2 separate regions of the Mus musculus genome follow, and region 2 is linked to region 1. The links are chromatin loops, found by intact Hi-C in ENCODE. Cell type or tissue: left cerebral cortex. All regions are shown on one strand. Links, peaks and the distances in the headings refer to the core of each region. The heading gives the core; the rest is flanking DNA. Region 1 overlaps Myo3b (myosin IIIB). Region 2 overlaps Myo3b (myosin IIIB).

Region 1 (16,367 bases), core at 2,921-10,920:
ACAATTAAAAGATTTTTGGGTCCCAATCTCTGGGAAAACAGAGGAAAATGGAAGCTAGAATGTTAGATTTCTAACTCTGGTTCTGTCATATTCTGGTTCCAAAATCTTAGTCAAGTTACTTTCTAACCCTAAGCATGGTGATGCACCCACACACCCCAAACTAAGTAGACTGACAATGACCACTGTGAGTTCGAGGCCAGCTTAAGGCTTATCTCAAGAAATAAATAAGCAAGGGGCTCGAGCTACTTCTCCCATGAGCAGAGAGTTTGTACAAGCATGAGGACCTGCGCTAGGTCCCCAAGCACCCTGTGAAAGCCAGGCATGAGCACACACAGCTGTAACCATAGCCTGGGGAAGGCAGGGAGGGTGCCAAGAACATCTAGAGAAGGTGCTGAACAGCCAGTCTAGCCAAATGACGAGCTCCAGGTTCAGTGAGACAAATAAGACCGAGAAGTGATTGAGAATGACAATAGCTAACCCCCACATGTACCCTCATGCACCCTGGTATACAAGAGCACCCCACACTTGTGCACATATGTCTATCTCATACACACAGAAAGACAAACAAATTGAGTTACTCTTTGGCCTCAGGTGTCTTCTCAACTGGGGGTATTCACACCACCCTCCCAGGGTGTTTGAAGAGATTGGCTGCATAGCATCATATAAAGTACCCAGAGTAGCAAGAGGCACATTAGCAAGTATCCACTAAATGCTCATTCTTTATGTGTCTTTTTTTTGGGGGGGGGGGGGCTGGAAAAAAGAAATTTTCCGGTAGGTTCTTTTGAGGACCACAGTCACAGAGAAGCAACAGGAAGGAGCACACCCATCAAAGATGAAGTGTGAGTCTTCCTCCACAGGTCTGTTTGCTTCCTCAACCAGGCAAGCATTTACCACTCTCTCCTCCTTTCAGGATCTCTCCAGACCTCTGGCTCCAGATGCAGTCATGGCACCATCCCTTCCTTCCCCTGTGAACTCATATCCACGATGGACAACACAGACATAACTGATAAGAGCATAGTGGGTCCAAGCCTGAGAAACACCATCCCAGGCACACAGTAGGAGAGCACGGGGCAGCCTGTCAGCACCACCCACCCACAGCTCCCAGGCCAAGTTCTCTATGCTTCCTATTTTATCCTTACATGTTGAATGGCTTGCTGAAGAAATTATCTGTCTTGTTAAGATGGAAACAGCCCTGAGGGGAGAGCCACATTAGTCTTACTTCCTCCCAGAGATGTGCTCTGGATGGAATCTTAGTAAGCCACCCTCGGGCTCTCATCCCTTTCCCTGCCACAAGGCCTAATAGTCCAGCATCTGAGATGTGTCATTAGGATCATCCATTGGCCAGCTAGGATCCAATTGTCAATTAGTTTTTTAATTAATTGATTAATCAGAAAACTCTAATTAGAAGAATTTTCCAGAGAAACATCCTTGGAATATATGGTCATATACATGTGTGTATATTTATGTATGTGTGTATACATATGTATACACACATATGTATACATATGTATGCATATAAATATACACATATAAATGCACACATACATAAGCCTTAACTGAAACTATAACACCCTCTGAATAATACCAGCAGGACACAGTTATCATTACTTCCTGTCCTAAATGTCTTCTCTCCACTTGTTCTTTGGTTTCATGATGGTACCCGTGACAGGCCGGTGTTCCCTAAATGCTAAGTCTATTCTCAGCTATCCCTGCTGACCTACCACTGCGCCCATCAAGAGAGGCGATTAACTCTCCTGCAAGCAATTTTAACATTCATCAAATTGATAATGGCAAGAAACAAATTGGAGCTTTTCAGTGTTTTACTAAGTGTGCTTGCTAATTCCTTATTACACTCTATATTTCTGGAGACGATTTCTATACATAAACCAAGCTGAAAAGAAAAGTGCTCTTTGCTGCAAAAATAAAAGAACAAGTGCAGGCTGCCTGCCACCCTGGGGATAATCGCAACCACATTAAAATGCAGCCAGCAGCTCATCTCTCTTCTTTCCTCTCTATAAGTCAGTAAATTAATTCCTTTATAGATATGAACATCAATATTCTATTTTTGTAAAAGTGCCTTTTTCAATTACTTCCTGGGAAAAACAGAGTTACTATGGCAATGTCTGAATTTTGCACGCCACAGCTTTAGACTACCACTGTTTTACGAACGGGAAGCTATAATTTAGCTCAATTCATTCTAAAAAAGGTATACGGAGAACGCCCACACATTCTCAGACGTTGGTGGCAGCAATTTGGTGTGTGTGTCTGTTTCCCATGTCTATAAAATATGGTCAGGTAGTAGGAAAAGAATCTTTTTCTAAGGTGAAGTTTTTTGGTCCAGCCCCTATTGAGGTGCCTGGGTCACAGTGGATGGTAAATGAAGGTTGATGAAGCTGTGCTGTCATCTTCTTGTGACTGTCCTCCAAGGCTACTTCCTATGAGTAATCACACTGAATACATGAAGGGGAGGAACTCATGAAAGGGTTTGGTGGGCTCATGGCCCACAACAACTCTCACACTGTTACAGGCTGTGTCCTGTGGCATATTTGATCAGGACAGCAGCCACCTCCTAAGCCCACAGCAAGTCATTCTGTAGTTTCCAATCCCCAGATAAAGAGACTCGTCACTCACTGCTTTGATGTGGAGAAAACTAAGCAATTCCTTCTGAAGAGTCCATCTGAGCACTCTTCTTACATTGGCTCACTGGGTGGGTCTGTACTCCCAGCCGCCAGCACGGATAGACACATTGGCTCACTGGGTGGGTCTGTACCCCCAGCCGCCAGCACGGATAGACAAGTAACATCAAACCAAAATTCAGATTTCAATTCCAGCTTCCACGTGGACAGGTTTTGACCACCTACTGCACCTTGCAACAGTGTCTGTCTTTCTTTTCACGATTACCGAGTCTTTCAGCTAAACTTTACATTCACACTCTTCATCCACACAGCATCCAACACTCTGCTTATGAGGGTAAGAACTTGAAGGCCAAAAATCCTCCTTGGAAAGACCTTCTACCTCAGATGCCATCTTACAAGTGGTATTTATCGGGAGCCATGAGTGATATGCCAGACCTTGCCATTCATCATTAAAGGATCCACGACTCTTTCAAGCACCCATGAAACTTCCTTCTTCAGAAACTGAGTATGGACTGGGTCACAATAAACAGTGTGAAATTGAATTAGCATAAACCTCAGTGTGTGGCCACAACAAAATTCAACTTTCAAAAAAAAAATTATAGCAAACCGTCTGTTTGAAAGAGCAAGGCTAACACTGTCGGTCAGGAGTAAGTATGATAATGGAAACGGGGAGCCTCACAGAACAGACTTGCACCAAAAATAAACACAGTTGAAATCAGCTTTTAGTTGTAGTTTGATAGTATGTTATCTCTATGTATATATGGGGCAAAGGAGAATGATTGAGCTGTCTTCTACATAAGGTTGGAGTCACAGGCAGAAGAATCACAAGTCGCTTAAGGAAAAGAGCATGCAGGAAATTTTACTACGCATAAAAGTTAATGAAGTAGAAACAAAGAAATAACAGGATTGATTGAACCAAAAACCATTTATTTGAAGGCCAAGGGGCCTTGTTTCTAGGCAAAATGAAGGAAATTCATTCCACCTTACTCCCCTAATCAACACAGGTACAAACTTTGGGGGGTGATACAGCAAAAAGAACTTTGGAAAGACTCGGGACTGTAGGAGACAGAATAAAATCCAAGTAGCCCTTAAACAACGATGTATTTATTTCTTCCTCTCCACGACCCCCATCCTGCTGTCAAGCAGCCTGATCCCAGAAACGGACACTGTCGTGAGCAACAAAGTTCTAGAAGAAATTCATGGTTCAGAGTGAGAAGCAAAAAAATGGGTTTCCAGACTGCCCTCTGCCTTAGCGCTCCAGGGGGTTCTCAGAAGCTCTGTGCATCAAAGGTGAGGCAAACTCTGCTATTTTCTCTCTATCTCCAACCATTTGTTCCTAGACTGCTCTGAGGCAGATGTGGAAAGTGTGTAGCAAAGCAAAGCAAACAAACTCCCAAACTGCTGGCTGGAAGACCGGAAGGGGAACTTGGGAAAAATAGACAGCACCTTGGAGATTACAGAGAGACGAACCTGTAAGACCAGCCCCGTAGCACTGTATATTACCTCATTGCCTCAAACAGTATTACCATCAAATGCCAGAGAATCGTTCTCATGAGATGACAAGTGAGCAGAGCCTGCTACCCTGGCCTTTTCCACATAACACACTGTATGAACATTTTAGAATCAATGGGCAAAACCACCACTTATGACAGTGGTAACAAAAATTATCTATTAAATTAAGTTTTCTAATGTGCATTTTTTTTTTCAATAAAGGAAGTAAAAATTCAAACCGAAGGACATAAATAGAGAACAACTGAAGGAAGCCTGTGCCATTTTGATTTGTGGAAAGTTTTATATAGTAAAGAAGTTTAATGACCCAGTTACCCTGTATGTAATTCCAAACAGACTCACAGTAAGATAGAATTTTATACACTGTTTCTTAATTTCATATGAAAAACTAAATGGGCAAAAAAGCCATAATTTGTGGGAGGAGGAGGAAGAGGAAGACTTCGACTTGCCTAGGCACAAATGGGAAACACCCTAGATACCAGAGTGCAGCCACAGTAAAGGCCACTTGTCCTCGTACTGACCCAGCAAGATCCACGGCCAGTGTAGAACCATCAGCACTTGTTCATGCCTCGAGCCTCAGGGTCATCAGTACTAAGAGGCTCTTCATCAACAGAGCAACCAAGAGCTATGATCTGAGGCAGTTCAGTAAGAGAGCAATGGAAGGACACAGCCTGTCCTCAGAGTCACTGACACTCCACTCTGGAAGCTCTGCTCTCCTGTCCTCAAACGTGGCCCGCACTCCATAATTTGGCTGATTAAAAATAACTCGTTTTACATTACCAAGAACTATTATTTAAGCATAATATTTTAAATTGTGTGATATTCCCACTGGATCTGTAAAGGCAATGGAACTAAATACAAGGACAGGAAAAAGACCTACATATAAGTAAAAGCTAGATCATATAGAAGACCTGGCATCACTGGGTTAGTTTACAGAGTCAATAAATAATATTACAACAACTTATTTATATTTATATATTTAAAATACTTAGACTTATTCCTTGCATTATATATATTTTTAAATTGTAAATGAACTAGACCTTCAATAAGAGAACCAAAATCTTAATGCTTGCAGAAAAACTTTGACCTAGATAATGACTTCTACAGTAGGAAAAGCAAAATCAAAGACAAAAGCAATGGGGAACTTGACAGTCCAACCCTTAAAGGCATTCACATTACCACATTAGAAGACAGGATACAGCTTGAGAGAAGATATTTGCAACCCAGAAAAAAAGTGAAGTCCAGAGTATACAAGATCTCCCTGTATAGTAATGAAGCTCCCACCCCAAACCTCTTTGGAATGTACGTTGGTGTTGACTGAGTATGTTGGCACAGCTGTTGTACTTCTGAGTCAGGACCCCCTCCAGGGGAATCCTTGTGCATGTCTGGAGACTGAGACAGAAAAATCATAACTCAGGCCAATCATAACACTGTAGTCCAGCACAGTGAATTCAAGGACAGCCTGGACAACTTCGTAAGATCGTGTCTCAGAATAAAGATAAGGAAAGGGCTGGAGGCAGGGTGGCTCTATTTCTCTGTGTGCCAAGTAGACACATATACACAGTTGATGCATTCACAGTTGACATATACACACAGTGTATGCATTCACAGTAGACACATAAACACAGTATATCCACTCACAGTAGACACAGACACACAGTATATGCACTCACAGTAGACACAGACACACAGTATATGCACTCACAGTAGACACAGACACACAGTCTTTTTATTCACAGTGGACACATACACACAGTGTATACACTCATAGTAGGCATAGACATATACATCACAACTGTCACCATTACATACTTTCCACTGACTCCTAAATGAATTCTTGCTTATTTCTAGGTTAGAACAACTGTTCAATTACTTCCCTCATGGACTTAGGATAGATATATGGCACAGAACTTTTTCCACTCTGGACCAACAAGGAGCCATCATTATGGTCTTTGTTTCATGGATACTGCTGCAGCATTGCCCAGATGCACAGCTGAACCTTTGAGCATCTCTGTCTTCACATACTTGCTTCTTCATCCACTCAGACAGTACAACCGAGCCAGGACAACCTGAGACTCTAAATGCAATGTGCCTCTGTACCTGTCATTTTCCATTTAGGACCACCATTGCCTGCCACCAGCCTTCTGACATTTACTTCTGCACAGAGCACTGTCCTGAAAATTTCAGGCAATTGAAAGCCTGAAAAGATCACTGCTAGAGAGGCTAGAAAGACGGACATAAGACCCGGTTTCAATCTCCAATACCTCACAGAAGCCTGTAACTACAGTCCCAGGGGATCCAACCCTTCTTGTGTCTTCCCTGGGCACCAGGAACATATATATGTAATAAATAAACCTTTAAACAATGTATTGCCTGTGAGGGGCTGGGGTTGTAATTCAATTGTAGAGAGCTGGCCTAACATGCTCAAGGCCCACGGTTTGGCTCAGCACCACAAAAACAAACAAACAAACAAAACAAAACAAAATAACAAGACTGCCCCATAGCCTTAGGGAAGTTAGTTTTAGGAGTGATCCAGGCAGTGTGATTTATGAAGGACCAAATGACTTTCTTCTGTCTCCCTTCCATTGCTGAGGCTCCGCCCCATGACTGCTGCTCAAAGCAAAGAAGAGAGTCTACCAAGAAGGAGCATCACACAATCTAAACACTATGACAAATACTCTTTCACTTTCATACTGAGGGCATTTGAAATCATTCTTAATAGCTTCAAAAAACCAAAGCTGTTGCAAAAAATAGATCTGCGCTATCTGGATTCCAAAGGGCTGTTGCGTAAGGGAAATGGGATGGAGAGGAGAAGGGATTCTGAGCATAATCTGTTCCTACATCCTGGCTGCATTTAGGACGATGACATTCTTAAAATTGCAAGCAGGGAAACCTACTCTGGTTACCTTGGTGATAAACTGCGGGTAAAAATTACACATAATTGCTGCTGATGTCACTACTGCCATTTTGTCTCCAAGACTACAGATTGTCTCCAAATAATTGTAATGCTCTGTGCACTGGAAGCCCACTATGGAGCAAAAAAAAAAAAAAAAAAAAAAGCTTAATACTGCAGTTATTCTCTCCAAATCTAGCTAATAAACCATTTGAGAACTCTCGGGGACTTGGAATAATTACAGAGATAAATGGGGATTGAAAATGCCTCTCTCTTAACCTATTCTAGATACAAACATAATTTGAAAACGCTAATATAGAGAAAAGTTAGCTTGTATTAGACATACCAGGAAATTTTCTTCTGGAATACATTTTACCTAGAATGCTGGCGTCTGGGGGAGGGGCAGCAGACTGTAGAATATTTGTGGATCCATTCTGCTTAGAAAGCAGCTGATCACTACAGCTAACTGTTGATGGTGGGACCCCCCCCCCCCCAAAGCTTTTAGTCTCTGGAAAATACTCCGGGGCAATATTTACTTTATTGAGTTTTAATTTTCAGTTTACATGAGAAGAAGAAATTTCTAGTCCCCCAACACAATTATATTTAAATTGCCAGCCCCAAAGAGGCTTCCTACAACAGCCATTCTTTTTTTTTTTTTTTTCTGTTTTTTTTTTCCATTTTTTATTAGGTATTTAACTCATTTACATTTCCAATGCTATACCAAAAGTCCCCCATATCCACCCACCCCCACTCCCCTGCCCACCCACTCCCCCTTTTTGGCCCTGGTGTTCCCCTGTACTGGGGCATATAAAGTTTGCAAATCCAATGGGCCTCTCTTTCCAGTGATGGCCGACTAGGCCATCTTTTGATATATATGCAGCTAGAGTCAAGAGCTCCGGGGTACTGGTTAGTTCATAATGTTGTTCCACCTATAGGGTTGCAGATCCCTTTAGCTCCTTGGCTACTTTCTCTAGCTCCTCCATTGGGAGCCCTATGATCCATCCATTAGCTGACTGTGAGCATCCACTTCTGTGTTTGCTAGGCCCCGGCATAGTCTCACAAGAGACAGCTACATCTGGGTCCTTTCAATAAAATCTTGCTAGTGTATGCAATGGTGTCAGCGTTTGGATGCTGATTATGGGGTGGATCCCTAAAGGATGGACCATGTAGAGACTGCCATATCCAGGGATCCACCCCATAATCAGCATACAACAGCCATTCTTAAAGGGCAGCTTTCCCTCTGACCTCCTTTCATTTGCAAAGGCAGCAAAGCGCCCGGTGTGATCTCCCGAGCCACTCCCCGCCATTTTACAGTTTGCAAACTTCAAGATTCTTGGAAAACCAGCAATTCGTGGCTTTTGATCCAGTGATTTTTAGTATGGCCTATGAGACGGCCACAGCTGTGGTTAGTGAAAGACACCAAGATGGTCCAGTTTCTTGGGAAAGCCTGCATTACACTCCGAGGACACGGAGCGATGAGTTAATGAATAGTCACAACCTCTAGACAAGAGCCTGAGTCCTTCAAACCTGGCTTGGAGGTGCAGCTGGAGCCCCGAAGTTCACATTCCACCTTTCTCACGCTCACTTGCTGAGGGGGGGAGGGGTGGGAGGAGGGGAAGGGAGAGGTGTCCTGGAAGCCCTAGTGCTGCAGCAATTTGACGACAGTCTCCCAACACTGACCTTGTCATTTTCCACTAAAGTAAAACAGAGCCAGCCAACTGACCAATTGGATCTGAATGATAACATTCATGATTGGGGCCCATTCACCAATAGTCCATACAAGAGCCCACACCTGGGGGAGGGGAGCTCACTAAATAATCCCTGCTCCTTTAGCCTGGAATATATTGAAACCAGAAGTGAGAATAATAATCTAAGTCAGAGAATAAACTGCAAAATAAAAAGTGTCCTTCAGCCCCACGGGGCCCTGATTCCTTTGCTGCTGGTGACATTTAGGTAGAATATCGAATCTCCCAATGGGAGTAGAGATCAAAGGATTATGTTTACAAGAACGGTAACTGGTTGTACTGGACAGGCTTTCTGTCTACCTGTGAGGACTGAATTTTCAGTGTTTCCACCTGCCTCTATGGCAGCCATCATTCCTGGCTCTAATAAAGATGTAAGGATTTACTTTTGTGCTTCCACTAATTGGTCAAAATGTGCTTGACCACAAATTTACAGCCTAGTTATAACACCTAACTGTATAATTTAGATGGCAGGATTCTTAAGCCCCAGGGTTTGACATATTATATTTCATGTTTTCTCGTTTACCAAACTCTACTTTGGGAGCTCTTGGACTGTCAGTAAGCATACAAATTTTGCAGAATTGCTCTTTAGGGCCTCATGACACCTGACTTAGTACATTTTGGGTTTTTTGAAGAAGTGGCCTATGAATAGCAGGTCCAGTCACGTTGCTGCAAAGTGCTCTAAATGACCCGTTTGTGTGCCACTTCAATGGGCCATGCTGGAATTAATTCACTTGTGATTTGACCCCATGTTGGTTTCCAGACAACCCATCATGGCTGTAAGCCTCCCTGGGTGGCAGTGTAGACTGGTGGGAGACCCACAACAGCACTCTACTTATTTGTCTAGCTTGAATATCACTCTGTAGCACAAGATTCATGAGTGATCTATGAATGATCCCTTCTGAGAAATGTCACTGGCAGCATGGAAAAATACAGCACTGCAGAGAGGCAAGCCAAAGCCACTCGGTTACTGCAGAGAGGACAGCAGCTTAGATTTAGTGAAGTTTACAAACTTCTACCATTAAAGAGAAGCATAAAGGACAGAATATTTAAAGACCCACATCCACTATAATTGCGTGTGCTGTAGCTATACGCAGAGGCACTGGGCCGTTTGCTTCTGCTCTATATTTTTCCTATGCTACCAAAGCAGAAACACTATTATCAACCATGAAAACATCTTCTATGTATCCTCCGTAAAGGATAAAAGAGTTCCTTAGTAAAGAAACGAGTTTCAGAAGTCAACCCAGAGAGCAATAAAGCCATCTGTGCCCTGACAACATGTCTCCTTTATAAGTTCCAGAGATTTACTTTTTAAGTCAATGGCTAAATAAATAGGTATGCACTGGGACCACTGCACTTCAGTAGCAAGAAGAGTTGGTGTGTAGTTAATTGTCTTGGTTAGGGTTTCTATTGCCGTGATAAAGCACCAGGACCGGAAGCAACTGGAGGGGAGGGGCTTATTTCAGTTTTCATTTCCACAACATGCTCCCTCATCGAAGGAAGTCAGGGCAGGGACCTGGAGGCAGGAACTGAGGATGAAGCCACAGAGGGACACCTTGGACTAGCTTCTTCCTCATGGCTTGCTTTCTTACATCATCCAGGGCCACCAGCCTGGGGGTAGCACGACCCACAAGGCACTGCGCCCTCTCGCGTTAAATAAGAAAATGTCAGGCAGGCTTGCCCACAGGCCAGGCTGGCGGGGCTAGTTGCTCAGGTGAGGTTTCTTCTTTCCACGTGGCTCTAGGTTGTTGTGTCAAGCTGATGAAAAGCTGACCAGGATACCAATATATGGGTCAGTTGGCGCAAACACAAACGAGGCGTCCAAAGGACCCTAGTTTTGTGTCTTTCTAGAATAAATTAAAAACTGAATCCAACCACATAGCGTTTAGGACACTGACAAAATGAAATAAGTCACAGTAACAGAAATGATAGCATTAACTCAAGATTCAGTGTGAGGATGTGGGAGAGAAAGAGAGAGCACCTAGAAACTGGGTGAATGGCAATGCTGTCTTAGACTTCAGAAGTCCACCAGGCCTATTTATATTATTTAAACTAGGGTATCCCAAAGGCATTTGATCCTAGCAACCTTCCTAAGCTGGCTGTTGTTGGTTTCAGACTGTTTAAACATCCTACAGACCAGCATTTAAGTCTGGGAAATGCCTCTTTAGCACAACATAGTCAATACTGTTTAAAGCTCTCCAATCAAAAAGCTAATGGTTAAATGGTAACATTCATTGCTGGCCTTGCAGAAAACGAAGCTCAAGAGTGCAGATGTCTTTTGAACACAATTTTTGACTTTATGTACGTGGAACCAGAAAGTAGAGGATACCTGGCGACATTTTGAACACCAATCACAGCAAAAAGCATACCATTTCCTACAGTCAGCATCCACACTGTTAAGGTCATACGACTTGAAAAGGGAATACTGGGTGAAGCTTTGCATTTGAAAGTGTTGAGAGTCTTTGTGCTGGTAAGTTTTGTTTGTCTGTTTGTTTGTTTACTTGCTTGCTTGCTTGTTTTGTCAACTTGACATAAACCAGGGACATCTAGGAGGAGGGAACTTCAGTTGAGATAAAGGCCTAATCACTGTCCAGTGAACAAGTCTAGGGGCATTTTCTTGATTAATGATTGGGAGGGGGGTCAGATCACTGTGGGCAGATGGTCCTGGGGGTGCTGGTATACATATATATATACATATATATAAGCAAACTGAGAGCTGGAGAGTTTACTCAGTGGTTGAGAGCACTGATTGCTTTTGCAGAGGAGCAAGGTTCAATTCCCAGCTTCCAGAAGGCAGCTCACAACTGGCTATATGCAACCCCAGTTCCAGTGAATATGATGCCTTCCTCTCACCGCCTCAGGAACCGGACACTCACGTGATGCACATACATACATACATGCAGGCAAACACTCATACACCTAAAATAATAAAATAAAGAAGTCTAAAAAAGAAAATAAAAGCAAACTGAGCAATCTATGCAAAGCAAGCCAATAAGAAGCATTCCTCTATGGCCTCTGCCTCATTTTCTGCCTCCAAATTTCTGCCAGGTTTAAGCTCTTGCCTTGGCTTTCTTCATGGATGGACTGTGACATGGAGGCCATGAAAGCCACATGAACCCTTTTCTCCCCTAGGTGACTTCGGTCATGGTGTTCATCAGAGTAATAGAAACCTGACTAAGACAATGTTATAAAGAAAATCTTACTTTACTCTGCTTTCTTCTTAAATTGATTTCTTTTGAGGGCATGTCTATTGAGTCATAATTTAATATGGTTTTTTAAAAATCACCTTTTCAAATCCTTTTTAGATATAGAGGTCTATGAATTTTGACAAACATACACAGTTATGTAACTGCAACCAGAATCAAGACCTAAAACATACCTGTCACTTCCAACAGTTGTCCTGGCCTCTCTGTAGTCAACCCCCAAGGCACCCATGCCTTTCAGAGATATTGGGCTTTCTACTTGCTTTTCGATAAGGTCTTTGAATATAGGCCTGAGCTGGTTTTGAACACACTACATAGCCCAGGCTGGCCTCAGACTCTAACCCTGTCGCCTCAGCTCCCGCTCCCAATCCCCAGTACTGGAATTACCCATGTATATCAAGACACTCCGTTTGCCTTTCCAGTTCTGATTCTACAGCGTAACTTCCTGGTTGCTCCGGTATCCACAAATCACTGCAGTGCCTGCTAAACCTGGCTGTACCCAACTGAGAATAGCAGGTGCCTGGATCTTCCCTCAGAAAGCCCTAAGGGGTGTGCTGGGCAAAGCTCTCCTGGTTACACTGAAAGAAACCTGCCTCAAAAAACCTAAGTAAAAGGAGTCTTATTCAACATGGCCCAGCAGCACAGGGCTGTAGGGCCAGATATTTGGGAAGCTAAGTCAGGCAACCTACAAGTTCAGGGTCTGTTGGGGCTATGGAGTGAGTTCAAAGCTATCCTGGGCAACTTCATGAAATACTAAAATGGAAAATAAAACACAAGTCAGGGGGAAAATTCAAAGGTATAGCCCATGCATAGCACATGCAAGGCCATAGACTCAATTTCCAATATATCAAAAAGGCTCTTTAAAGCATTTTACTTGTAAACTGATATATAATAAAACAGAGTTACATTCAGACAGGCCTCAAGTAAACAAGGCTGGGAGGATAAAGAGGAAGCCAGGATGCAGGATTATCTCTGTGGCCATTATTATCTCACTAGTTCCTAAAGTCTTCTTACCCTCCCTCCCTCATCCCTCTTGGCTCTTTAGTTTCTCTACTTATCCATATTGACTGATATCTACTATGACCATCTCAGAGCAAACTCTTCAGGTCACAAGCACTAATTGGCTCACTCTTTCAGTCAAAATCTCCAGATCTAAGCAGGTTTGTTGGCTTACCAACAAGATCTGTGACTTTGCCAGCTGCCTCGCCCACCTCCATTAAAGCAGGTTTATGAGGCCTAGAAAATTGGGGTCATTTTGATTATGGCAATGTCTGACTTTTCAGTGGGCCAGACAATTGTTTCAAAAAGGGTTTTGTGCACAAATATGCCTCATCCTGTTTCAGAGGATTAAAGAGAATCTCACAGAGGAGGTGGCCCGGAAACTAGGCTCTGAAGGACAGTCATCGTGAGGACAGCGGCAGCATCCCAGGGGTAATTGTGAGAGGTAGAGTGGATGACAGCAGGGAGAGGTGTGGATCGCAGACTGAAGAGACCGTGTATACAATGCATGCAGTATATGCAGTATATAGAGTGTGTGCAATATATACAGTATATGCACCATATACAATGTGTACAATGCGTACAGTGTATACAGTGTGTGCAGTGTATGCTGTCTATACAGTGTATACACTATGTGCACTATATATGGTGTGTGACATGTACAGTGGTGCAGTGCATATAGTGTGTGCAGTGTATATAGTGTGAGCAGTGTATACAGCATATGCAGTGTATGCAGTGTATAGAGTGTGTGCAATATATACAGTGTGAGCAGTGAATACAGTGTGTACAGCATATGCAGTGTGAGCAGTGCATGCAGTGTATACAGTGTGTGCAGTGTATACAATGTGTGCAGCATGTACAGTGTGTGGCATGTACTGTGGTGAAGTATGTACAATCTGTGCAATGTGTGCAGTGTGTGCAGTGTGTGCAGTGTATATATAGTGTATACAGTGTGAGCAGTGTATGCAGTATATAACGTATATACAGTGTATCATGTACAGTAGTGCAGTGTATGCAGTTTGAGCAGTGTACATAGTGTGTGCAGTATATGCAGTGTGTGCAGTGTATATAGTGTATAACAGGAAGAACTAAACAGGCATGCTTTGTGTAGGGAGCTTTACTTCATATGGCTGGAGAGTCAAAGGCATCTGGACAGAATCAAAAGAAAAGAAGACTGTGGTGGACTAGAGGCTAGAGAATGGAATCTGGATTTCTACCTGCAGGCAATCATGGGCCATGCTGGGATTTGAGAAAAGATGTGTGACCTGTTAGGATAATGTACAGCAGCGACTCTGGGTTCCAGAATTCTCAAATGCCATTTTTACCTCCAGTCCCTAAAGAAATGTGCAGAAGGGTTGCTCCAGGTTCAGTAATCCTTAATTATTAGCTGGGGCTTTGAACTCCATCTACTGCATGTTTTCTTTAACAAAATGGGCTTAATTTAGAGTAGCAGTTTTCAACCTGATGGTCAAGACACCTTTGACGATCACATCTCAGATTTACAATTCATAACAGTAGCAAAACTACATGAATAGAGTAGCAATAAAAATAATTTTATGTTTGGAGATCAGCATAACCTATTGTAACAGGAAGTCGTAGGAAGGCTGAGAACTGCTGTGAGAATCCCTTTGCCTCAGCTCCAAGCAGCCTTCAGACCTACAAAAAAAAAAAAAAAAAAAAAAAAAAAAAAAGCAGGATTCTTTGGATCCTTGCTACAGGCCCTTTTCAGTCCTGGCCCTCCTGATCTTACATCTCAGATGCCAAGTACAGTAAGTCTCAAAGGGAACTGGATACATCACACCAACCCCACCTATAGTGAGAGAAAGAGGAGTGAACCATTTGCTTAATACCCTCTCTCCTACTGGTTCCCACCTACACCCCATCATTATGTGGTCCACTGTATCAGCCTTCCATATGGATGAGCACAGTAAGTGGAGGAACACGGGCTTCGTGGTACGTCTAAATGTTCTACTGGCGATGAGATGAAGTTGGAGTTTCATTAAGATCAAGAGTGATGGAGAATGGATGGGAAAGGTCGCCTCTTGAAGGGCAGAGACTAGTGGGGGACACTGATGGTTAACTGGGACTGATGAGGGACTACACTGCGCAGTACTCTCAATCATGAGGGAAGAAGGTGCCCACAGAGCACCAGCTCCTACTCACAGAGGTTCTGATTCGTCACGTCAATAGGGTTTTCTTTTCTTTATGTTCTGCTTTGCATTCTTTTTGTTCTTGTTGTTGGTTGTTTGTTGTTGTTGTTGTTGTCACTGAGTCAGGGTCTCACACTATACCCTGGGTTGCTCTGGAGTTCACTAGGTAGCTAGGTTGATCTAAAATTCTTTATCCTCCTGCTTCTGCCTCCTCAGTGTTGGGCCTTACAGGATTGAGCCACTGTGCTAGGCTAAGACATTTGATTTTCCTAGCATAAATTCAAGAGGGGCAGACTCTATTGGTTCAGAGACCAATCTCTGAAAGTCACTGTAATAGCCCAGGAACTATAGGGCAAGCCCAAAATTCAGATTCTCTTTCACCTTCACTTAGAAACAATGACGTCACACACACTTGGGACAAGAGATAAAATGAAAGAAACAAAACTACCTGTCCAGTCAGGTGGCACCTACAAGGTCCCCGATACATAAATCTATGTTCTCATTGCTTTATATTGAAGCAGCTCCACATTGAAGCAGCACAGGTCACTGTCACTAAGTCCCTACCTCACATTCTAAGACTTCATTCAAAGCAACTTGAAGGCAAAGTCATTTCTGAGAAAGTTTATAAATCTCACTGGGCACAGAGCAAAAATTTTGATTCCTTTGTGATTTTAATTCTCATTGTGGACTATTAGAATGTTAAAAAAATCCTTCAGAAGATCAGAGAAGTAAAAATGGTGTATGCATGTTTTAGGAAAACAGACTTCAGGACATTCTGTCTCTGTCACCTGTTACACTGGCAGATGACTCCCATCAGATGTGTTCTGTCCCCCAGAAGGGTACCACACATAGACTGAGGCAGCAGATGGAGGAGGTGAGGAAGTTCTGTGTAGAGACACTAACTCTGTTAGGGCACCTCCCTCCACAGTTTGGACCCTTCTGCTGGAGATTTGAAAATATATTCTAGACAGATGACATGCTAACAGAATCATTTCATGGTTCACCGTCCTCTCTGTGTGATTTATCTATATCCGTATGCACCAGAGGGCCCTATTCAAGAGATTTATGAGCTACCTATAGGATTCCATTTTGTCGAGAGGAAATGTGTGCATTGTTGAGAAACAGAGTAATAACATTTATTTTAAGATTATGCCACTTTCCAATTAGAGTCCCTAGAAGTAAAACATATTTACCACCTTCCCATTGCCTGAGCCCCACCCGTTCCCTAACCCTGT
Region 2 (16,367 bases), core at 3,104-11,103, 59 kb before region 1:
TAATGAATGGGTGGTCCAAGAGATGGGTGACCGAAGGCCGCTTTTCAAAATCTTTAATAAGACACCTGTTTCACAAAAAAACAACAAATAATTCTAAAGTGTAACATTAGACACTCTCTGTCCCTGGGAATATAATATAGGAGAGAGGAGGGAAGAAGGCTTGGTAATGAACGTGATCATTAGCCCCGTGCAGCTCTTTCCTTTGAAATATGTATCAGAAAGTAGAAAAATTCAATGAATTGAATCAGTTAAACCATCAGAAATCTACTTTAGACTGTTGTAAGTAAATATTAAAAACTCAATTCTTTTTTTACTCTCAATTTACTGTGAAATATTTGAAACACTGGAAAAGTAGACTACTTAGGAAAGCATTTTTAAGAGAAGGGAGTTTATCTTAGGAACCTATAGAACTGTGACGTATCACCTCTACTAACCCTTTTATAGGAGTTGCTCTAACTCGGTGGAGTGGAGGGCCTGGGGGATGCATTTAGAAGCTTACAAAGAGAGAAAGGAACCTGCAAGCAACAGAGAAGCGTGCGGCCACTGGCTTCTAGTGTTTTCTGAGAGAACAGAAAGGTCTCAGAACTGAAGATGACTGGCACTGTAGTTCTGGTGAATTGCTATAGGATTATACAAAGTGGGGAGCAGAAAGTCCATGCAAAACGGTAAAAGTCGGGATCTGTTTGAGCCCCTCTGCAGTGGATTGGTTAGAGCCACCCCAGCGGAACGGCTTTCTCATTAGGACTAAATGACCTATCATCCATAGAAAACAACAACTCCACACACGGAAATCCCTAGTGAAATGGGATCTGATGAAAACCGCTCCAACCACCATTGCCTTTCTATCCCGAGTAGCTGCCCTGCATCAGAGGAGGAAGCTGCAACATCTTTCAGCTGACACAGGAGGCTCAGGATAAGCACAGAATGACCTTCTGCCCACTCCATGCCATCAACAGCTGTGGTTTGTCCCTCAGTAGCATGGCAGCAGCAACCCAAAGCCTTGGCAGGCTGTAGGAAAGTTAGCAGCCTCTGAGCACCTTTGACAGAGCATTTAAGCCCAATTCTTCACAGCAATCCCCAGTTGTCAGATACACAGGGAGCTTTTAGTTTTCACTTCAAAATGGCTTTCCCTCACCTTCTAGTCCTGAAGAATATTCTGTAACATTCCCGTTCCCCCGTCAGTCTATTGGTGGATGCCTTGCCTTGGGGGCTCCTAGAACCGGAGCTTGCAGCTAGAAAGGCCAGCGACGCCTAGAGTATCTCCAGACTGATGGCCGCAAGACTATAAATACCACCTCCACCTTGCCATGGGGAGAAATCAATCATTTGACTTTTATAGGTCCAGGGTGGTTTGTATAGCCTATAATTTTTCCTAGCAACAATACAAAATCAGGCACAGGGGCTCACAAAAGATTGCTGTTGTCTTCCCATGAGCAATCTTCCCTGGATCGCATGTTTATTCATGGGTCCGTGTAACTACTGCCAAAGGAAAACACATTTATGTCACTGCTTGCCCAGAAAAGAAGGAACTCAAGAGGGCTATCTGATTGGTAACCCTGGTGATTTCTTCCCTTCTGACTTAAGTGTGGACCATAAAAACCCCTAAAATAAAGTAGCCATGTGTCCCTTGAGGGCTGATGGAGACAGATAGATCTGGATCCTCAGAAGGAATGAGAATGGTGTTGGTAAGTCCAGGATCCACCCAAGGGCTCAACGATTACTGTTCTTACAGAGAACCCAAGATCTGATTTCAGCATGCAGATACGATGGCTCACCACTGCCTATAACTCCAGCTCCAAGGGATCTAACATCCTCTTCTGGCCTCAGCCAGCACTTTATATGCACATAAATACACACACACACACACACATACATACACATGCATACACATACCACATACAAATATGTTGTTTGTTTGTTTTTTAAGAGGAAGAAAGGAAATGATAAAATAGGCATGCTTTCCTTGCCAGGTAACTGTTACCAAGGCTTCAACACACAGACTCAGGAGCAAAGCCAAATGCAGTCTGTGACAGCATGAAAAACTCCACGGCGTGTGAAATGGGAAACGAGCAGAGTGTACCTCTAACCTTCCTCCTTGGGACAGACTTTCAGGGGAGGCCGTCAGAAGAAGCCTGCAGACAGAGTCTTTTGGGTAGCCTTAGAAATCATGTCCCTAGTGGAATGGGAAGCAGTTAAAGGTAGGATATCTATCTGTCACACGATGTTAGCATGTATAGGCGAAGGAAGTCTTCTAACAAGTGACAAGATCATCTGCTGTGTTGGAGAGGGTCTGGCTTTAAATCACAGAGTGGGTAAGAGAAAAATGCATGAATATCAAAGAGAAAGAATCAGGTGAGGAAGATTGTAACACATGAGTCTGTTCCTGTGGCGACCCAAATAAGCTACAGTGATGGGCGAGACATCCGGGAAGATGATGAGTTAGTTAGTCTTCTCAGTAAGACTGGAGTGGGTGGTACTGCACACCACGGGATCAACAGGAGAGAAGCTGAGCGTGCCTGGGAGGAATGCTAAACAGCACGATGCCACCTCCAGCTGCACAGGGAGGATTTTTAGGGGAAGGACAAGAAGACCTTGAGAACGTAGCCTTAATTCACAAACACCCCTCCACATCTCGTTCTCATGGAGGCAGCACACAAGTCTGAAAGGGAATTGTTATGATATTGACACACAGATGCAAAGGCTCTGTCTACTAGATAACGGGGCATCGTCTCATTCTATTTACTGAGCAAATACTTATTATGCCGCACCAGAATTAGATGAAATAAACTAACGCATGAACAATTATGATATTTATCCTCAAGCATTGATAGTAAATTTAATTGGAAAGATGAAAGGACCAGAGAAACAGAAAACCGTGAAAACTGGTGTTTGCTTATGTACCCAGGCAGAAAACAAATAATAGGAAAACAACACTGGACAAGGCTGTGCTTGCCTTGGGAGGTGAACAAGAGGATTACAAGTTCAAGGTCATTTTCAGAATGATATTCACTTCTGGGTCAGCCTGGACTACATGAGAGCCATAAGGATCATGATTTTCTATGTGTGTGTGTGTGTGTGTGTGTGTACATATGCATGTGTATGTTCATGTGTGCACAAGGATGTGAATATGGAGGTCAGAGGTCAACCTTAGGTGCCTTCTTCAGTTGCTCTTTATCTGATTTTTGGAAACAGGTCTCTCTGTGAACCTAGAGCTGACTGGCTAGACAGACTCCAACCTTTCCTATCCTACCACTGGTCCAGCTCTGGATGTTTGCTGTGTATCCATTTTTACACCATTCTGGGGATTCGAACTTGGGTCCTCATGTCTTTCAAGCAGGAACTTCACCAAACACAAACCATCTTCTTAAGCCCCACTTCCTTTTATGTGGGTTTTCTTTTCTTATCCTTCTCTCTCTCTTTCTCTCTCTCTCTCTCTCTCTCTCTCTCTCTCTCTCTCTCTCTCTCTTTCTTAAGTCCATGATACAACCCAAGCCTCCAAGCTGTCAACCCTCCAGCCTCACCTTCCAGAATGCATGGACTACAGGTCTGCACCATGACACCTGGACAAGATTTTTTTTTTATGCTAATCTTTTTTTTCCAATGTGAAGAACCTGAGATCAGCCCATCAGTGATGAGGCCCTGGGCCAACTCCCACAGAAGAACCCTTTATACTCTGTCTTGTTAAAAATGGCAAAGCTATTGTGTGCCATGCAATATGGTCAGGGGGTATATTGTTAGAAACCTCTAGTCAAGGAAGACTTCCTGGAGCTGGCAAGACCTAAGCCAGACTTGAGGGAAGTAGAAAGAGCTAGGTTGATGGAGAGGAGGCAGAAGGCATTTCTAATTGGGGGAAAACAGAGCAATTAGTATAGCATTTGGCACTAGATAAGAAGTGTAGTCAGAACTCTTTCACCTTGCAAGCTGCCGCTTTTGAATGCCTAAGTGTTGAGGCATGCTATGTGAAGTTCCTCACCTACCTAAGGCCTGATCTGATTGCCTTTAATAAAAATCTGACGTCCAATTCGCAGGGCAGGAAGTAGAAGGTGGGACTTCCTGGGAGAGAGAAAGGAACTCTGGGAAGAAAAGGAAGGCCCTTTATCCAGGAGCTATGAGAGGCCTGAAAGGTATAGCTAGCCACAGGGCTAGATGGTCAGGTTAACTTGGGCAAGCTAGTTGAGTGTCTGCCCAGTTAAGGCCTAAGCTTTGAAATATTAAAAGGTCTCTGGGTGGTTATTTGGGGAGCTAGCTGGTTAAGGAGTGACTGCTGCCGTATTTATTTCCAGCATTAATTAATACGTATAGAACATTAATAATCATTTTATGCCTAAGGGCAGTTATTGCCCTTCATCTGTTTACCAACTCTAACCAAGCAATAATCATTATTGTTTTTGAATAATCATTAGTGATTTTGAAGAGTGATGTCCTACTCTTCAAGATCAAGATTTTCAGCTCATCATTTTCAAGCAGACAGTTAGTGAATGAAGACAAAACTGACTAACAGAGTGGGCAGGAACCCCAGACAGCTTCTGTACACTTCTCACAAGCGAGTTCACAAACACGGGAGATTAAGAAAATCGAATATGCTTACTCATTTCAAGATTATTTGTTAAGCCAACGCAGGGCTTAAGCAGGGATGAAATGCATGGATCGCTGACCTGGGACATGGGCACCAGCCAGTGTGTTAGGTAAGTTGGGTAAAGTGCTAGTCATGGCTGGTATTCTGTTAAGGGGGGAGGGGGAGAGACTGAAAGAAGAAAGAGAAATGGCTTCCTGGTAAATAAAGTTTGGGAAACATTAGTGATCTTCTAAAACATGTAAGTTTGGGGTTTCATGATGTGTTTGAATACATTAAAGTTTATTTGTTTTAATATTTATTTGTTTGTTTGTTTGTTTGTTTGTTTTAGGTATGTGAGTACATTCTTGCTCTCTTCAGACACACCAGAAGAGGACATCAGATCCTGTTACAGATGGTTATGAGCCACCATGTGGGTGCAGGGAATTGAACTCAGGACCTTTGGAAGAGCAGTCAGTGCTCTTAACCTCTTAGCCATCTCTCCAGCCCCTAAAGAAGTTGTGTTTTTTTTTGTTGTTTTGTTTTGTTTTGTTTTTAATGAGCATTAAGAATTTTTAAAAATGACTTAATTTTGTTTGAGTCAATGTCTCCAAGCTTACTTGGCCATAGACCCTTTTTTTTTCCTTCTTTTCTTCCCTGTGTCCCTGCTGTCAGTGAACCACACACCACAGATACCATCTTGGAAATTCTGTTGTAAACTCTGATAAGTGCTGTGTTTTTAGAACAAGGTCAGAGATGAGTCCTCCCCATAGAAGACCAAGGCAAGATCCGCAAGTCCCTAACTGTCCCTGTATCTGGGACATTCATAAGCTATTACTTCCATAGAAGACAGTTTCTCAAACTGGGACACTGCTCGGCCCAAGTCAGTTCTTCTCAGAATCCTTTACTTAAGGAAAAAATAAGATTGAGCATGGGCCGACTTTGGGGAAACTAAAAAATCCCAGGTAAAATCTTCCTTCCACTGCTGTGCTTTTTTAATCTCTTAAAAAAAAAAAGTAGGTTTAGATGTGTTTTTTCTGTGGTGAGGGACCCAAAGCAAAGTATAATAAAATTGTATTTATAGCCTGAACAGTGAGAGGCCCCAGATTTACAAGGCCACAGTAGACAGTTTGAATATGATAGGAAAACCCACCAGAAGAAAAATGAAGCGGGCTGCAGCCTTGAAGGAATTCAATTCAGCACCTGATTTGAAATTCTAGTTCTTTCCATCATGTTTTCTCTGCTGAAGATTAATACTCAGAATTCATTTGTGGTCCCACATTAAACGCAGGCTGTTGCTGGTATTTGCAGTAAGCCCAAATAGGCAGAAAGCAAGATGCAAACGATGTTGGGCTGTGACACTGGGAAGCCAGGCATGGGGGTTGGGTGCATGTGCGCGCACGCGCACGCGCGCGTGTGTGTGTGTGTGTGTGTGTGTGTGTGTGTGTGTGTGTGTGTGTGCGCGATGTCCTAAGGATGCAGCTGTCCCTGTCACCTGACATTTCAGGACCAAACTCCCGGATGCCTGAACAGGGAAACCATTTACCAACAATCAAGATATACCCTTGAATAAACCCACTTGATATAGCGCAGCTGAAAAAGCAAGAACTAAAAATACCAATGAGCTTGGGAAAAAAAGAAAAACCAAGAAGAAGGCAATCCTCTCCCACACAGTGGGGCCATGCTACGTCAAAACCCACGATTTTCATCTCCTCTCACGTCTTTGTCTATATTTTGTCTCTCATACTGTCTGCTGCCTTCTTAAGGCTTGCTCCTTAGATTACGTGTCCCCATTGGTACAGGACACCCAACTGCTGTTGATCCGACCAAACATTTCCCTGCCTGGTGACTCACTTTAACTTAACGCCATGAGGCTCCTATCACTGTCACACAGAAGCCTGACTGGCAAGAGGAGAAAATCCTCCTGCGGATATGGTAATTACAGGCTAAGCTGCAGAGCACATGGTGCTCTGACTTGGAAGAAAATTTCCATTCTGGAAAACAAGACTGACAGCAATAGGCATTTTCCCACAGTGACTAATGCTGGGGGAGGGAAGGTTAGGGGTTTGAGGGAGGATATGGCATTGCTTATCGCTTATATGAATTTAGTGAACAGCCCCCTTTCTGTGTGCTAGAGTATTTAGCCACATTACATTGATGTGTTGAGGTTCTACTGTTGAGACCTGGAATTACACGCTAACCTCATGCCTGGAGTGAAGAGGTGAACCAAGTCAATAAGATACATGGCAGCAAACTCAGCCAGGCAACTGTGCAGATTTCAATCTGAGTGGAAGGGTTTGTGTCTGCTAAAGGGTAAAAGCTCTGAGAAGGCAGGAGGGGTGCTTCAAACCGGGGGGGTGGGGGGAGGGGGGTGGGGGGGGGAGTAATCTCCCTCTGAAGCAAATCTGTAATGAGAATAGAGTCTGTACAGCAGTCAGGAGATAGAAAGAGCAAATGCAATGGTTTGCATAAGAATGGCCCCTTGGCTCATATATTAAATGCTTAGTCACCAGGGAGTGGCACTCCCTGAGAAGGATTAGGAGGTGTGGCCTTGTTGAGGAAGTACATTACTGAAGGCGGGCTTTGAGGTTTTAAGAGCCCAAGCCAGGCCCTAAGGCTACCTAAGGATCCAGATGCAGAGCTCCTTGCTGCTTCTCCAGCACCAAGCTTGCCTGCATGCCACCAAGTTCCCCGCTATGATGATGAAGGGTGAACTCCCTGAAACTGTAAGCCAATTAAACGCTTTCTCTTAGAAATGTTGCCTTTGGTCATGGCATCTCTTCTCAGCAATAGAATGCTGACTAAGACAGCACAGCATTGTGGGAAGTTGGCACACGCCTTTGATCCCAGCACTTGGGAGGCAGAGGCAGGCGAATTTCTGAGTTCGAGGCCAGCCTGATCTACAGAGTGATTTTTCAGGACAGCCAGGGCTATACAGAGAAACCCTGTCTTGAAAAACCAAAAAACAAACAAACAAACAAATCTGAGATCCTCAAGCACCATTTGTCTAAGGAAACGCTGCCCCCTCCCCCAATGGGAGACACTATCATAGACAGATAACAGACAGAATCCATCTGGGAGAGGCCTGAGGAGCCATCTGAAAGTGTTAAATGAGGGAGAGCCTGCCTATAGCAGGCCAGCCAACAGCTGGGTGGGGGTGCCAATTACAAGTAAGCAGAAGTGTGTCCAAGAAAAAGCCATCGAAAGGCCTGCTGAGGGAGGTGGCTGCTTAACTATTGCTGATGACACTGCCACCTTCTGTAATGGATGTATTATTACAAGCATGGTCTCTGCTGGATGTAGTGACAGCCAAGGAAGATCTCAAAAAAAAAAAAAAAACTTACAAATTCAATTTATTATTTATTATCATTAGTGTGTGCGTGCACTATTTGGGTCCCAGGGAGGGACTGAACGCAGGCCAACAGACTCAGACAGCAAGTATCTCTACTCACTGAACTATCTCACCCAAATATCTCCCAATTTTTGTATTCTAGGGCTTAGATCATTTTCAGGGCAGTAACCTGTAAGTAAGTAAGGACAGGTCCTTAGTTACCATGTTTCTTACTACCTTAGCAGGGGGTTTTATGAAAGGCATTTTCCAATTACACTGACATTTTTTTCATATTGTGTAGTCTACAGATGATGTGAATGTGTGTACATATGACGTGCATATCTGTGTGCAAATGAACGTGCATGTGGGGGTCAAAGTCAAGCATCTTCCTTAGAAGCTCTCAAACCCACCAAATCTAGAGCTCATGGATTCAGCTAGGCTGACCCAAGGGCCAACAAGACCTAGAGGTTTCTCTTGTCTTCATGACTCCAGCACTCAGATTATGGGAGTGTAGTAGTGCTGTGCCCAGTTTTGCTTGGATATGAATTTAAGCCCTCCTGCTTGCACAGAAAGTTCTTTACTGTCTGAGTCATCACCTCATGAGATGTAGTCAGGGCATCAAAAATCACAAGCCATTACCTCATTTCATTACCATAGCAACTAAAACATAAGGTTCTTAGTCTGTTTTCAAATACCAACCTCCAGTTCAAAGGGCTAGAAAAGGCACGATCATCCTTGGAGAACTGGATCCTGGGACTGTTCACTCAGGGGACAGTGGAGCAGCTATCAACACCATTGCTTGGCACAGCTAAGGTCTCTTGCAGCTCCTTCACCAAAGCCTCTTGGGTCTTTGCAATGGCAGGAATTGGCAAAAGATCCACCAGACTTGACCAGAAGATCAGATGCCAACCATGGCTTCCTTTAGAGGTCTTTACTTAAGGTGAAAATTAAAGAAAGATTTGCTTCACCAGCCCAGGGAGATAAGAAGCACTGGAGATAGATGTGGTAGCTAACTCCACAAGATGGAGATTATAGAAAATATGAGAGTCGGGGCAAGATCATCCAGAAGCTGCCAAATTCATTTTTAAGAGACACAGCTCTCACCTTAAAGAAAAGAAAAAAGATGGCTTGTCCTGAAGTCAAATATGAGTGACCATGGCCCAGAACACAGACTCAAATTTCTCTAAATCCCATGTTCCAATGTGGTAATAGTTCCATGAAGTTTTATAATAACGAAACAAAAATCATAAGTCAAGATGCCTTTCAAATATATTGAGGGAGGCATCAGGTAGCCAACAAAGAGGGGAAGGGACTTTTCTGTAGGCCTCAGATGCTATCCAGTGACATTAGTTTTGGTGTTGAGGAGACCTAGTGGTCTATTAAGTTAATGCATTCCAAAAGGTTTCACTGATGGCCACAAGGATGTTAGTCACTCACACAGGGATGACGGCTGTTAAAGAACCAAGATAGCTGGGCAGTGGAAGCACATGCCTTTGATCTCAGCACTCAGGAAGCAGAGGTGAGTAGATCTCTTGAGTTCAAGGCCAGTCTGATCCACAAAGCAAATTCCAGGACAGCCAGGGTCAAAAAACAAAACAAAGCAAGATAACTTGTAACCGGGCCCTAGCCAGACCTGAAACATTCCAACCCTCCACAGTTATTGATGACATATAATCAGTCAATAAGCCTTTCTAGTCAACGCCTTCTGGGAACATTTGCCCACATAGGCAAAGCACTTTCTAAATAATTTGTTGATGCATTTAAATAATACATTCAGTGACAAAACTCATTATTCTTCCAAGCATGACATATTTTTTAAGATTTTTAGGACAGTGGTATGTGTTAAGTCAGTTATTGAAGACAAATACAACACTCCTGGAGCTATGTGGTGATATGTAAGCTTTACTTAGATTCACTGAGCTATTTATTGCTCTATATCATCTATATCTGTATCTATATCTATCTATATATAACAGGATTGTTGAGAGAGTAAGTAAGGCAATGGTTATACATTGCTCGCTGCAAAGCAAGCGCTCAATAAATGCTGGTTCTGTGGTCAGCCACTGTACCAAGTGGTCCTGTATGCCACTGCTTGAATGGAAGGCAGCTGATAAGCAGGAAGAGTGCCCCATAAGTGTCTCAGTCCAGAGTCCACTCTGCACCGCTGTGGTGAGATTTGAGAATGGAGAAATGAGAATACACAGAAATTTAGTTTCCTACAGTCCTAAAGACTGTTCAATCCTAGATCAAGACAGGAGAAGGTTCATGTCCAAGATGAAAATTGTTCTGATTCCAAAATGGTTTCACCAAAGAAAGGATGCTGAGTGCTCACCTCTCAGAAGGCAGTCCACTCTTGGCCCAGAAACCCTCACAGCCTGATGCCCCTGTGAGGCCCTACATATTCCTAGGGCCACATTTATAGCACCTGAATTCTGGAGACCACTGGTCTGTAACATGCGTTTTCTTTGTTGTTAAAGTCTGCTGTCTCCTAATCAATTACCTACCTAACTAAACTGGGTCAAGTATTATACAAGTCGAACTCAAGGAGTTTGGTAATTAATTCATTGCTTTCTATGGGATTCCTACTATTGAGAGCATGATCTCTATGTGAGAGTAGATGCCCTTATGCAGAATTCGCAACATTTGAGAGAAAGGGGACTTTGGGGGTCTGACAATTCAGCAAAAGCAAAACTCCTTGTTGTTTTCAAGTTCAAGTTTTTGGGTACTCTTGTCTTTGAATTGTCTGGCTCATTTCTTTGACTCAAAAATCAATTTCCATTTTGACAAACAGTCATGGTCGGTTTCTTAGTGCAGGCTTAAGTGCCCAGGGACATCGGAATTGTATTCTTTCCCTTGATCCTGCTTGCCACTCTGCCCTGACTTTAATCCATAATTCTCATTTGTATGCATTTTACGTAGGAGGGCAAGGAGTGGCTAATACTTAAGCAGTCCCTAAAATACATGGACAAACTGACTGCACAGCAATGGCAAAGGCTTGCCTAGGAATACCCAGGGTGAAGGCAAGGCCTTCCATAAGAAACATGCATCCTGGGTAATACCAACGCACACACATGAATTAGCTGACGAGATGGGCGAGGCTGACATCATGGTGCATTCATAAACATGTATGGTAGGTGTTTACTGCAAGGGGCACTATACCACGTGCTGAGAACGGAGGTACCTAGGGTCAGACACTTGCTTTCATGGAATCTGGAAACAAGTAGCTGAAAAGATGTGTCAGCAATTGTAATTGAAGGCTGAAGAGTTTAGGGCCTTCCATAACCCCAACTCTAACTGGGGTACAAGTGTATCACATGAGAGGTGATGTTCTTAAAGGACAGAGTGGGCACTGGGAGGAAGTACAAGGGACAGACAGTCAGGTGAAGGATTCAGGAGTCCCCTGTGGATTCCATGGATGTCAAATGCAGGGGTCAAGAGTAGATCTGGACACTGCAGTCCAAGGCAGGTGACAGTGAGATTCTGGCTGGGAACTGCTTTTCAGGACCCAGAAGACCTACAGAGCTTTCTACCTTTAACCAGTGAGTGGGGTGTTAAAGGCAGAAAAGACTTTAACACCCCACTGGGATAGTTTAGCAGAGGTGGCAACTAGATCTTTAGGAAACAACCTGACAACATGGAAGAAAATCAGTTGGTGGTAAGAATGGGGCTCTTTTTAGGAAGGACGTGGCTTGAACGAAGGATGTGAGAAGAGAAAGTTCGTGGTTATAACTATGGAGCATGGGGACGGGTTAACAACGTAGAAGTAGCCACTAGTGGATTCTTGAGCAAACTTAAATTTGACAGATGGACCAGCACCAGATCTCTGTGAAGATAGGGGGGAAAAAATCATCCATCTTCTACCTTCACCATCCACGGGAACCCCTCCCAAAGGACCCCAAGTCCTCGCTGTTACCATTTTCCCTAGTCTCTTTTTATCTCTCTTCCCAAGGGACCTGTCCCAGTGACAGCTAATGCCACACAGGATCTTAGCCACCTTTCCTTCTCTCTCCTTGCAGCAGAGTCTCTTGACCACTCTTTACTCTCATTACAGAACTCAAGACAGCAAGGGTGGAGGAGTCCATGAAGTGAAAGACACAACAGCAGCACAGGCTAGCCAACCTTATTTCTCAGGCTCAGCGCCTGCTCCTGAACAACCGCTGAGCTTGTCTAATGAATCAAGGGCACCGGACCAAATAATGTACAGGGAACTTGTATGCCATGGAGAGTCCCAAGCCCAAACCTGATGGCAGATCCTGCTAAAAGCCAGTAGTACTGTCAAATGCACACACCTAGCACAAAGTACAGATTACATGTAAGAAAACCAGCAAAAACTACTCTGTAGAGTTTGCAACTGCTAGTCACTATCTAGAATTTTTTTTCTGACTTATTTGTTTGAGATAGTTCTAACTGTGTAACCCTACCTAACCTGGAACTCCTATGTAGACCAGGCTAGCCTTGAACTCATAGAGATCCCCTTATGTCTGTCTTCATGCCTGACCCTATGAAAAGTGACTCCATAACACCTTTAATGAGGTATAACTCACAATCCACACAATTTAACCATTTGAAACATACAATCCAAAGGTCTTTAGTATGTTCACAGTTGTACAACCATCACTATAATCAGTGGTAGTTTATTTATTCTCAGTCACTCTCCACTTTTCTAAACCACCCCCATCCCTGGAAATTACTAATGGACTCTCAGTCTCTGTGGATTTTCCATTTTGTAATACATGCGGCTGGCTTCCTCCATGTTTCATACTTCTGGGTTCTTACAAGTCACAGCAGATGTTAGTAGATCATCATTCCTTTTCTAAAAATAATCCACCCTTGTGTGGCGCTGTCACACTTTCTTCACTTATCCATGAATAGGCTTTGAGTTATTTCTACTTTTAAACAATTAAAAACTAATGGTATAAGGAATATATGTCATTGTTTATGTGGTTGGTTACTTGGTTGGCTTTTGAGAGTAGGATCCCACTAGACTGGCATTTAATACATAATGTAGCCCAGGCTAGCCTCTAATTGTGATCTTCCTGCCTCTACCTCCTGAACATACAGTCATGTGCTACCAGTCATGTAGCATGTGCATACAGTCATGTGCTCCCATCTGCAGCTTGTTAGAAATATTCCCTTACGTGGTTTGTACGTTGTTGCATGTCTTCATCTCTTTGGGGCATATTTCTAGGAGTGGATTTTCTGTGTTGAATGATGATAACTTTTGAGTAATCTTTGGGAGCGATACCAGACTGTGTTTCAAAGCAGTTCCTTCACTTTACCTTTTCCCTAGCTAAGCCCGCGATTGATTTTTAATACTTTATCTTGTTCCAGAAATAACTAAGTGCAAAGCATGTGCTTAAATCTATAAAGATAATGTGCAATAAGGCAACATAATAATAATGTAAATCAAGGAAAAGATGATAAAGCAAAGGAGTAACTCAGGAAGAAAAATAGGAATGAAAATACCAACTGAATGACTTTCTTTGTTAAGGCTGGACATACATTTGACTCTGGGCTTCCTGGTAGACAATGTGAAAAAGGAAACATCTGTTCTATATATCTTATAATCTGTGATTTGTGAGCAGACCAGCTCCCCCTAGGATTACAATGAGACCATGAACATTGGTTGTGAGACTGAAGCAAACGCTCTTCTGGCTTTCCATAGAAATGAGTAGTGAGTGTGCAGTGTAATGCATTCAACCGTCCTGTGCTGAGCATGGCCACATAGCTTGTGGGTCCTTGGTCTTAATCTGGGGCTAACTCTACTAGAGAGTTGGTGAGCCTTTCCGGGCTTGAGCCTCTGGGTTCCCAACCTATGGAGTGCAATGCCCTACCACTAGCATCAATGGAGTCAAGGAAAGGCAGGCCAAGACTGACTCATCCTGAGCATTGCAAAGGATAAAAGGGAGATTCCTGACAGAATTTAGCCCATGGGTAGAATGCAGCTCAAAAAGAATGGTGAGTTCCACAGGAGAGAGTTGAGGGGAAGGACCAGAGCTCTACACCATTGCAAAAGGGGCCACCGGAGGCTCCAGCCAGCATTTCAGAACATAATACACAAAGAGGGTGGGGAGTGCAGTAAAGAGAGCAGTAATGATGCACAGCTGCAGTGGTCCTGGTGGTACCAACACTCACACTGGGCACTCCTCTTTCAATGCCTGCTCTTTTGGTGAACACGGACGTGGACTAAACATTTCTCTGGCCAATTGCCAGCTCCATGGCTATTATGGACGTGAAATTGGGGGAAATGAACCAGCCTGGTTTCCATAACAGCCTAACTGCTGCTGAAAAGCCTGGAGGCAGAGAGGGTAGTCTTGTCAGATAATAGGTAGTTGTCAATGTTTTATGCAAATCAGAGTTTTGCACAGCCACTGGCTTCCTTGCTTAGTGGTCCTGAGGATACAGACGACCACCACCACTGTGCCTGTCGCCTGCCCAACTTCCGAGCCAAAACCTTTTGAAGGAGAATAAATTCTAAGACCCCACTGATTCCTGATGGCACTGTTTGGAGAGATGGTCCCTACTCTGGATCCTGCCACCCACAGCAGCTAAGAAACACTTCTGCATACTCTTGCGACAAAACGAAGTGCCCTGTATCCTCACCTGCCAGCATGTCAATCCAGTGCCTTATGCAAGCTCACATTTTTGCAAGAGAAAATATTTCTTTCTTTTTTAGGCAAGGGACTGAATAAAGACACCACACCGGCTGCCTGGGGAGTCTGGGGAGTCCTTAGCCCTCCTCCATTAGCAGAACAGCTCCATCCATTACTTCAAAGCCTCATCAGAGACCCTAATCCTTTCTGAAAGGAACTCTCTGGCAGCCAAGCCTTTAATTTGCTGAATAATAGGCCCACTGATTAACCCTCACAAGGCAAATCACAGATACTGCAGGCAGTGAGTGTTCCCAGGGGGCTGAGAGAACCGAGGGGGCTGCCGGAATCATTTTCAGCCCCCCTGTAGAGGAACGAACACTGCCCAGCTTGCTCAGTGGTGAGCTTCCTGGTCTGCTTTTGGTCTCATTTCTCATTTTTGGTCCCTATAGATCGTTCTGATTGGCTTTTGCCAAACTGTAGCATGTTTTGAGTTTTAAGCCACGTCTTTTGTTGCCAGGCAGGGATCCGTGATATGGAATGGTTATGTCACAAACCGTAAGTGATAATCAGTGACAATAGAAGCTCTCTTTAGGCCAACTACTGGGGTACCTCTGCTCTAGGCAGACTGCTATGCCCTGGGGGCAGAAATGGAATAGAACCCACAAGTACAAGGAAGAGAAGGTCATTTCTAATTCAACAAGAGGTGCCCAGTGTGGCTTTTTCCTGTGGACACCTGCAGCTGGAGGTAGACAACGATGCTCGGTGCTGCCAAGGACAGGTAGCAGGTAAGCTGGGCCGACAGCTTCCCACTGGTGTACACCAATAAATCACACCCACATTAGCCTTCCACCGGCTCCATCAGATAATGAGATGAGTGATTGAACAGATGACACAGTGGTCAATTATCACGTGGATGATATAAATTCTATTGTGGCAAGGACATTTATCTCTGTATCGATCTGGCTTTGCTAGCAAGGATCATAAATTACTCCCTTCCATAACCGTATGATAAATACTCTAATAACAGAATGCCACCAGCTCCCATTTTCCCAATAAATTCCCATACGGTTTCAGTTAGAGAAGAAACATGCATGGAGGGTTTTTTTTTTCTACTACTTTTTTTTCTTTTTTAAATCTTACCAAAGACTTTATTATTATAGCACTTTCAGGGTCCCAGCAAGTTTGAAAGTCCTTTCTGCCATCTTGCCTTCTGCTCCAGTACACTTAGAGCCTCCCCCACTGACAGCATCCCTGACCAGAGCTGTACTTGATTACGGTTGATGAGCCTGTGTGCCGACATCATCATCACCTAAACCCCACAGTTTACCTTAGAGTTCGTTCCCAGTGTCATGCATTCTACTGCTGGATAAATTTATAATGACACGTACTTATAAGCATGGTGCTACGTAGAGTTTCAAGGGGTCTCCTTGCTCTATAAGGAGCATATTAAGGAGACATTCATACATTTCAGCAATTGCTTAAATTCTGCTACAAGATTTTAACATGTGAACTTAGGATGAGTTTGGACATACAGGCAGAAAGCTGTTCATTATAATTTGCTATACTCTTCACATTAAATTACAGTTACTTTGGTGCTTAAGTCAAGTGGCTTCAAGGAAGCCTGTGGCACCTTACTGGATTCTACATGAAAATTATTTCTCTGTTTCTCTTCTGTTAATCTCTAAATTTCCCAGCCCCAGAAAGCACCACACATAATCCAAAGAGAACATGGGGAATATAGATAAGCACAACTGACCAACACAGTGCATATGCATACAGTACACATACTAAACACACACACATCAGCACACATACACACACAACACATATACACACATGCACACACAGAGATACCTGAACATGCACACATATACATACACACACTCCTGTA

Evidence for each region. Peaks named below come from ENCODE experiments on the same cell type or tissue, not always from the same donor. Only the 100,000 strongest peaks of a DNase experiment are listed, where the experiment ranks them.
Region 2: a loop joins it to region 1, with 7 times the contacts of the local background. A loop is called at or near these places in 6 of 42 quality-filtered maps.

Annotation. Positions count from the first base shown.
Region 1 is chr2:70,141,247-70,157,613 of GRCm38, reverse strand. The region is part of intron 8 of Myo3b (myosin IIIB); the gene reads right to left. Among named protein-coding and RNA genes, the nearest start is that of Myo3b, 110 kb to the right of the region's middle. In left cerebral cortex, for the core only: a CTCF peak has its summit at 10,440; DNase peaks (open chromatin) are centred at 5,486 and 6,994; H3K27ac peaks cover 1,272 bases.
Region 2 is chr2:70,200,713-70,217,079 of GRCm38, reverse strand. It overlaps Myo3b (myosin IIIB), which reads right to left. Exons shown (of 35, transcript NM_177376.4): 10 at 1-65. Among named protein-coding and RNA genes, the nearest start is that of Myo3b, 170 kb to the right of the region's middle. In left cerebral cortex, for the core only: a CTCF peak has its summit at 6,710; DNase peaks (open chromatin) are centred at 4,548, 6,348 and 8,489; H3K27ac peaks cover 1,163 bases.